Linked DNA regions of Homo sapiens: all the other regions are linked to region 1. The links are chromatin contacts, found by Hi-C or POLR2A ChIA-PET in ENCODE. All regions are on one chromosome and are shown on one strand. The core of a region is the stretch at or near the end of the contact, and the rest is flanking DNA. Distances in the headings are between cores, read along the strand shown.

The links. Hi-C counts contacts between places; a loop is a spot of excess contacts on that map. ChIA-PET counts read pairs that join two places held with the same protein, here RNA polymerase II (POLR2A). Pooled maps may share reads with other maps.
Region 2: POLR2A ChIA-PET joins it to region 1 with 12 read pairs in IMR-90. The contact joins the enhancer-like site here to the promoter of MYO18A in region 1. POLR2A ChIA-PET finds 5 or more read pairs at or near these places in 5 of 52 experiments (HEK293T, IMR-90, OCI-LY7 and 2 more).
Region 3: a loop to region 1 is called in a pooled map, with 3 times the contacts of the local background. The contact joins the promoter of GIT1 here to the promoter of MYO18A in region 1. A Hi-C loop is called at or near these places in 1 of 168 maps with a recorded cell type or tissue (mammary epithelial cell) and 5 of 50 pooled maps. POLR2A ChIA-PET finds 5 or more read pairs at or near these places in 6 of 52 experiments (HEK293, MCF 10A, OCI-LY7 and 3 more).

Annotation. Positions count from the first base shown.
Region 1 is chr17:29,178,895-29,181,763 of GRCh38, reverse strand. It overlaps MYO18A (myosin XVIIIA), which reads left to right and starts at 1,366. Exons shown (of 42, transcript NM_078471.4): 1 at 1,366-1,451. RefSeq lists silencers at 1,287-1,507, 1,473-1,522, 1,643-1,692.
Region 2 is chr17:29,678,901-29,681,769 of GRCh38, reverse strand. All of the region lies in intron 6 of SSH2 (slingshot protein phosphatase 2), which reads left to right. Among named protein-coding and RNA genes, the nearest start is that of SSH2-AS1, 41 kb to the right of the region's middle. Within about 2 kb of position 1,494, at least 2 of the 41 ENCODE cell types and tissues checked have a DNase peak (open chromatin) inside an H3K27ac peak, as active enhancers do.
Region 3 is chr17:29,588,202-29,591,070 of GRCh38, reverse strand. GIT1 (GIT ArfGAP 1) reads left to right here and starts at 1,423. Exons shown (of 20, transcript NM_014030.4): 1 at 1,423-1,744. The coding sequence starts at 1,693. RefSeq lists enhancers at 443-1,342, 2,242-2,869 and silencers at 1,095-1,574, 1,835-2,024.

The sequences.
Region 1 (2,869 bases), core at 117-2,616:
CATGTTTTTGAAGCTGCTCTTCTCACTCCTCAAGCCAAATAAGCCTCCCATCATAGCACCTATCTCATCATCCAAGTAATGCCAGCATGGTGAACCCTACTACTGTCACAGCTCAGGTCTACCTGTTCCCCATGTGATTTCCCTGGAGATATGCCATGTCTGATCTCCTTCTGTGTCACCCCAAGTGCCTGGGGCTGCACTTGGCACTTAGCAGGCAGTTTGTTAAATTGAATTTGAGTTGCATGTTATTCCAAAATGTGTATCCCGCCTGGGTCTATTCCTCAGGAACTCCCTAACTCTTACTCAACTCTCTGCTTTCTGAGCCTCCTTGCTCCAGCCTTCCCTGGTCTGTCAGGTTGGGCTGCCCTTGCCTGGAGAAGTTCCTGTTTGGGCTGTCTAGGGAGGTAGCAGCATTTGTCTGCTACACCCTTCTTCCTGCACCACCCCACTCAGTTTCTTCCACATTCTGGCACACCCCACTCCAGCATGGACACTGCCCAGGGAAGTGTCCCCATTTCTTTCTTTCTCCAAACTCTAGACATAGCACCTATCTTGGAGGCCTGGTATCTGGATGTCCCTTGGCCTCTCCCAGGAAGTATAAACTGTCTTCTTGGTGGGTACAGCAGCTCACTTGATATTTACAGCACACAGTGGACCCAGGGACAGACTGCATTCCAAAGAGCTTCTGAAAGTGTTAATCTTGGCATTGGTGAACTCCTTTAGGGAGTGAGTGGCACTTACAGCCATGGCTCCCGGGCCCTGGTACGCCTCTTGATCCACTCCATTTTGAGGCAGGGCTGTATCAGACCAAGCTATTGGGAGTCTGTTTTTACCTTGGGGAGTGCATTCTGGCAGTGCCATCTCGGACATGGCAGGCAGTACCTGGTCTGGACTGAGCCTGGGGCACCATCCAGCAGGGCCCTGTGTGTGCCTCTGCAGAGCCACCTTGGGAGGAGGCGGCCAGTAAGACTTAATTGCTTCCTTTAGACAGCACTACCTTGAACACAGCCTGCAGAGTTCGGTGCCTGCCTTGGACAGCCCCTCTTCTATACGTTCATCATGACCCTGGTGCCTGTCCTAGGCAGTGCCACTCAGCCCCTTTCGGACCCTTTTCGGACAGCCTCCAGTGCCCAGTGCAGACAGAAACTCCAGGCAGGGCCTCTCTCAGACACAGCGAGAGGGGCTTCGGAGTCCACAGCGGACGGAGGCTGCCAGGGCAGCGCCCGGCCCGCCTGGCCCACGTCTGGCGGCGCGCACTGGCGCTGCCAGGCAGGCCGGGCGTTTATCCCCACAGCCGCCAGCAGGGAGCTCCCTTTCGGCTCGGCCTGCGCGGTCGCTGGGGGCGGCGCTGAGCTGCGCCGCGCTGCGCTCTGCTCCATCCCTGACCGGGCCGAGGCTGCTGGATGCCGCGTCTCCGCTTCTGCTGCCTGCCGGGCGGGCTCCGGTGGCCGGTGAGTGCCGGTCGGCGGCGGCGGCCGCTCGGTGGCGGGCCCGGCTTGGTGGGGCGGCGGGGCGGGCTCCGGCCGGGAGGGAGGGCGGGCGGGCGGCGGGGCCCGCCGGCTCCTCCTCCTCCTCCCCCGTCCCCTGGAAGCAGCGGCCCGGACTCCCGGCTCCCGTCCCTGGCGGCGCCGTGGAGCTCGACGCCCGGGGGTGGGGGCCGATCGGGAGCGGCGGGGAAGGGGGAACCACCGGCCCTTCCAGCCAACCTGGGGGGCGCAGGGAGGCAGGACAGGGTGGCCTTCAGTGTGGGGGGATTTGGGGCTTGGAGGCGCCCAGGTGGCCCGGAGCTGCGGGGTGGGGGCTGCAGCCTCGAGGGTGGGGGGACTTCTCCTGCCCCCGTCCAGGCCCCACGATGGAGCGAGCGAGAGAGCGGGGCGCTGAGGAAGGCAGCGGGGAAGGGGAGCACCTCTACCGACCCTTTTATCCCTCCCAGCGGCCTTCACTCTTTCACTGCCGGGCAGACTGCGGGCTCCTCTCAAAGGAGCAGCTGCTAGACAGCTGGCAAAACAATGGAGACCCCGCTTCCCTGGGCCCCCTCCTCTTGGGACAGAAGATGAGAGGGTGAATGGTGGCAGGCTTTGGGGATTAGGGAGTGCAGGCTGTGCCCTGAGACTGAATGCTCACCTCACCTTTCCCTGCAGAGGGGTGGGGTGCGTGTGGGAAGGTCGGACAAGCTGCCCCAGGCCTCTGGAGAGACCGCCCCGACGCCCCGCCCTGCTAACCTGTCATGCCAGTTGTTTCGCCAATGGGAAGGGGAGGTGGTAGGGGTGGCTGCCCCCTCACCCTGCCCCTTGTTAGTGGGGGTGCGCTCCTTGGTCCCAAACCCGGCCAGGAGTGTGGGTCATGTTCCTGGGTGCGATAAGGCCCGCAGGGACAGGCCAGGCATTGGGGCTTTGTTTTGGGGGTGGAGATGGGGGAGTTGCCCTACTGCAAGGCACATGTGTCTTGCTGATTAGTTGGAAAGGTTGCGGCCAGAATGAGCTAGAGGTGGGGGGTGGGGGAGATGGGGAGGAAGACAGCCAGTTTGTTTTTGAGCGGGTATTCATTTTGCCTGACCACTTTGCCAATGGGGCATGTGTTTGGCGCTGGCCTCATAGTTTGTATTTGTGTGGGGAGGGCTGGGGGAATGCTTCCTGAGAGGGACTGTCCTGGCTAGGGCTTTCATTCCCTCAGATGGCCACCCCGAATTAAAGAATTGGATTCCCTCCCTGCTTCACCCTGCCAATGACTTGGGCTAGTTAGTGTGGGTTCGTCTTGTCTTTTGGAGCCCCTGGCGTGTCTGTGGCCGAGAAGGCCTCATCAGTGCCCCTGTGGCAAGTGAGCTCTGGGAAGTGTGTATGCACTGGGGTGTGCTGGAAGGGAGGGGAGG
Region 2 (2,869 bases), core at 245-2,744, 500 kb before region 1:
AGTGGAACCCAGATTATGACAAGTACAAATAGTTCTTAATAATACGTTGCAGCCAATTCATTTAGCCCATTTACAAGTTCTTTGAGTATTATGTTATATTTTAATAATTTTTTAAATATGCAGCATAATCTTGGTTTCTAAAGTGTAACATATTTTAAGTTATAAAATAATAGAGCTTCATGGTTTTTTGGGGTTTTTTTTTTCCATTTCTTTTTGTACCCCTAACACCTTGAAATGTCTGGTACATAGTAGGCACTAAATAAATTTTTATTGAATGAATTGAATATTTACTAAAATAAGTAGTTATACTTAAATGGAGAAAAATCTTGAGAGACTGAGGTAACCTGGATAAAAATACCAAGCGTGCCTTATTCAGTCCTTTCCTTCCTGTTGCGTGAAAAAGCTACTTTTTTTTTTTTTTTTTTTTTTTTTTTTTTTGAGACAGTCTCACTCTGTGGCCAGGCTGGAGTACAGTGGTGCAATCTCAGCTCACTGCAACCTCCGTCTCCTGGGTTCAAGCGATTCTCCTGCCTCAGCCTCCCAAGCAGCTGGGACTACAGGCGCACACCACCATGCCCAGCTAATTTTTGTATTTTTAGTAGACGGGGTTTCACCATGTTGACCAGGATGGTCTCTATCTCGACCTCGTGATCCGCCCGCCTCTGCTTCCCAAAGTGCTGGGATTACAGGCACCACGCCCTGCTGAAAAAGCTACTTCTTAATGTAAAAAAGCACTCTGGCCTGAATACAAGCCAAAAATGTAATGTCGATTCCTGTATATCAATGTCACTTGTCCAAAGGTTAACCAAAATCTGGTCACAAGCTTATAGATCACACTCTTTTGCAGCTTCTGTATCTTTTTATATAGTTAATTTCTAGATTTGTCATTGGGCTACCAACCCACCATATTTATACTCAAAATTATACTTGTTGCTAAGAACCTGGCTAAGCACTCACTAAATACAAAACAAAAAGCTACTGTAAAACTATCCCCACTTCATCTTGGGAAGCCGTTTTCAAAACAAATTTTTTTGTGCGCTCATCTCATCTACTCAACAAAACTTGTGGTAGAGCTGTCTTGCTCCTGGACTCTGGCATGGTAGCTGTGTTTCTGTTGTTCAGGTCCAGGTTCTAATGTGGATAAGCTGTTTCAGTCTTGATTTGAATCTCCTGAGCTCTGGAATCACTCTTTTTTTTTTTTTTTTTTTTTTTTTTTTTGAGAGGGAGTCTTGCTGTGTCTCCCAGGCTGGAGTGCAATGGCGCAAATCTCAGCTCACTGCAACTTCCACCTCCCAGGTTCAAGTGATTCTCCTGCCTCAGCCTCCCGAGTAGCTGGGATTACAGGTGTCTGTCTGCCCCTGCACCCAGCTAATTTTTGTATTTTTAGTGTAGAGATGGAGTTTCGCCATGTTGGCCAGGCTGGTCTTGAACTCCTGACCTCGGCCTCCCAAAGTGCTGGGATTACAGGCATGAGTCACCGTGCCTGGCCTGGAATCACTCTTAAGGTGTTAAGCAGCACAGGCCAGCAAGTGTAGTGGAAAGCCCAACTAAGGGCTAGCCTCCTTTAACCCTGCAGTGACTAACAGTTAAAGTTTGGTATTCATTATGTTGTTTTTAAAGCATAATGGTTTCCCCTTCCCCCAATCACTTTCAGATATATTAGAGCACCCATTACAGATTCATATTCAACATTTGTTTTACAGGACAGTATATTCACATATATTGTTTTATTTTAAGTATGTTATGTCTTTATACCTATATCTATGAGAATAGGTTTTATTATTCACAGTTCAAGATGAAGAAATTAAGGCTGAGAGAGGTTAAATAATTTGTTTAAAAAAAAGTTGTAATACTGAAGGAAATCAATCCCAGATCTTTTGGCATAGTAGATGTTCAATAAATGGTAATGACTATTACATTTTAGGCACTTAGACACTATTTTACTCTTTTATTTGTTATTTAATCTTCAAAACAGTACAATGAAGAAGATATTTTTATCCCAGTTTTACAAATGAAGAAATTAAGGCACAAGACAGTTAAGTAATTTGCCTAAGATTATACAGTTGCTGGGCGCGGTGGCTCACGCCTGTAATCCCAGCACTTTGGGAGGCCAAGGCGGGTGGATCACCTGAGGTTGGGAGTTCAAGACCAGCCTGACCAATATGGAGAAACCCCATCTCTACTAAAAATACAAAATTAGCTGGGCGTGGTAGTGCATGCCTGTAATCCCAGCTACTCAGGAGGCTGAGACAGGAGAATCGCTTGAACCAGGAGGTGGAGGTTGCAGTGAGCCGATATCACACCATTGCACTCCAGCCTGGGCAACAAGAGTGAAACTCCATCTTAAAAATAAAAAAAAAAATAAAAATAAATTTTAAAAAAAGATTATACAGTTAGTGCAAGAAACCAGGTTCCAGAGCCCATAATCATACTGTGAACCCAGGTTCCAGAGCTCTTAACCATACTGTGCTTTTCCACAGTATGGTTATGCCAGATTCTTTCTAGTACACCATGCTTCCGCTCTAGATAGATTGGCATGGAGCATCATGGAAGCCTTTCGGAGACTAGCCAGAGTGGGAAAGCAGTTACAGCAGCGTTAAGGAGAGATAGTGGCAGTAGCCTAGGGTAGGTTACTGTTTCCCAGAGAAGAGATGTGATAGAGCATACAATCAGGGGTCCATGGCTTTCTGTACGAACCTCTTCCATTAACTTAAAGCCCTTCCTGGGCTAATGTGAGATTGAAATAGCATTTTAGGCCGGGTGCAGTGGCTCATGCCTGTAATCCCAACACTTTGGGAGGCTGAGACGGGTGGATCACTCTGAGGCCAGGAGTTTGAGACCAGCCTAGTCAACATGGCAAAAACTCATC
Region 3 (2,869 bases), core at 174-2,673, 410 kb before region 1:
GGACTCTGGTGAGAGAGCAGCTCGGGGCGGCAGGTGGTGCTCCCCCCTACACACCAGCTAGGTATCGTTGCTTGCAAAAGCCCCACCAGCTGAGCGGCTGGCTGTCGAGGGAGGGGAGGCCTGCAAGATTTTTTTAAGGTGCAATTATAAATAAAGCCCATGGATCGCGATTTCAAACAAACTTGTCAATCTGGGCCGCAGCAAAAGGCGATGGAGGCAGCTTTGCATGTATTTCGGGTGGTGTGACTCATGAGCATTACTTGTCTCCCCTAGGGAAGGAGCCTGCCCACCCACAAATCACTGCCGCTCTGGCACCGTTGGGATAATCGACCAACTTGAGCACCCCTGCCAAAGGACTGCCCCCATCTTAACAAGCAGGAGTCTCTGACTCTTGGAGAACCCCTCCTCAATTGTCACCACTGACCTGGCCCCCAGGTCTGGCCCTGGGGACCTCTACCCTCTCCCCACAAGCAGAGTGCCCGGGCCTTTTGCTGCTGCAGGGATTGGGGGTTGGGTACACGCGCGGCACACGCGTATGGGGGCGCATGCTCAGTGCGGGGGCTGCGCTCATGTGCGGCCTCTACCTAGGCTCCCTGCCCCCCAGCCCACCCACGTCCCTCACCTGCCTTGCCTTTGCCTGCCTCGTCGTGTGAAGTCCAGGAAGAAAGGCCGTCACCTGAAACGGCCCCTCTATGTTATATGCACCCTTTCTGGACACACACACCTCTGGTGGCCCAGAAACACCGTGGGTGTGTGTAAGGCGGATGACAAGTGGATGTGAGTGCACACAGGCACAGTGGTCACTCCTCGGGAGGTCTTTAAAAACCGCCCAGATTCTCTCCTCTCTGGATGGAAGGATGCATGGAGAGATAGATATATTTTTAGTCCGGAGGCAGGGGAATACACTGCCTGACCTTTCTGGCACCTGGGCGTCCATATTGTTAGCAGTGGGCGTATTCAGCAAGAGTGTGACACATACACACACACCCCTGGACACACAGATGTGGACACCTACGGGACAGGGACGCACACCTCACCCCAACCAGAGATAGACGGGTACCCCAAGGCACAGCCCCTTTGACCTGGAGCGGGACTTGGGCCTCCAAGTCCTTCTTCCCTAATCCCCACCCTCGCCGTCCGTGGGCCCAGCGTCCCCCGGTCCACCCCACGCGGAAAGTGAAGGGGAGGGGGCTGTGAGGGTGACTCACATTGCCTCCGGGCCAGGCGAGCGCTGCAGCGGAGGCCAGGGCCGCAGGCCACGCTGCCCGCCGGGGCCGGGCATCTGCCGCGGCCCCTTTAAGCGCCCCCGCCCCCTCCTGCCCGCGCCCGGGCTTCCTTTCTCTAGGGGGCGCGGCCGGCAGCGCGCGGCGGGGCGGGGGTGCGGCCCCTCCCCCTGTGGGCAGGGCCTGCGCCGCTTCCTGCAGAAGCGGCCGGGAGCCGCGCAGGGGGCGGAGAGAGGAGCCGCGAGCGGCGGCGGGGCGGCGCGGGGCGGAGGGCGCCCGAGGGCGAGCGGGCAGGCGGGCACGGCGGGTTCCGGGCCAGCCCCGGGGCGGACGGTTGGCCGGGCGCGCGGAGCCTCGCCGGGGCCTCGCCGGAGCCGGGCCGGGCAGCAGGGGCCGCCGCCGCCGCCCGGGCCCGCCGCCCGCGCCCCCCACGCTGGCCCAGAGGGCTGCGGCCGCGTCGCCGCTGAGGATGTCCCGAAAGGGGCCGCGAGCGGAGGTGTGTGCGGACTGCAGCGCCCCGGGTAAGCGCGGCGGGGCCGGGGGCGGGACCGCACAGCCAGGCCGCCGCCGGGCGGGCGCCGGGGCCTGGCAAGAGCGCTGTGCGGGGCCGGAGGGCTGGGCGGGGCGGGGGGCTGCGGCCTCCAGGCTGGGCCCCCGCCTCGGCCACTGCGGAGCTGCGCCCTTGGCGGGAGGGCCGGCCTGGGGTGCCCATGCTCCCTGGAGGCCGTGGACTAGCGAGGAAGGACGTTCCCGGCGCCGCCTCCCGCTCCTCGGTCTGAGGGAGGCGGGCAGCTGGCTGCTCCTCCACCTCCATCTCTGTATCCGACGGAAGCGCCAGCCTGGGGTGGCAGGAGGGCCGTGGCGGAGGCCGTCAGGGCTTGGGAGGTGGGGGCGAGTGTGGTTTTATGTCATCTCAGTGCCACCCCCGCGTCTTGCACCTGCTGCTCGCGTGGTCGGTACGCCTGCCGGGGTGGTGGAGGGCAAGGAGCAGAGGGCCGGGCAGATGCGCCAGTGGGGCCTGAATACCGTCTCCTCAGGAGCAGATGAGCGGTGGCTACTCCCAGGACTCCCTGCCTCGGGTTCCTAAGGCTAGCGCTCCTTGCCGGGCCTGGCGTTCAGGGCCAGTCTAGACCCGGGTGTCTTCTCGGGAGGCATCCCCAGGCCTGCTGGTGGTGACTGGGAACAGCTCGGCTGGACCCTGCTGTTCCTGTTCACCGGTAAGGCCTGCTTGGGAAAGTGAGCTTGGCATCAAGCTATCCTGGGTGCGGGCCCCTCCCTGTCCCCTAGCCCAGTCTGGCCAGAAATGGGTGGGAGGCCGTGCCGAGATTCCCCGTATCCTGCTGGCTTCCTGGCCTGTCTCCTGGCTGTATTTACATGGTGGTTCCCTTCCTTTTCCTAACAGAGTTAGGACTGGGCTGGAGTGAAACCCCCCAGGCCTGCTGAGGAAGTCAGGGGTAATGATCCAAGAGGCTGCTCCCTTCTGATGAGGGAGGACAGCCAGTGACGGGGCTCTGCAGCTGGCCTGGGAAGGAAGCTCTAGCCCACATCCATTCTTTCTTTAGCAAAGGAGCTATCTCCCTGGTAGGCCCCTGGGCAGGCTGCGGAGGTCCGTGAACTCTAGCGGGGCTGTGGGCATGATTAAGAGT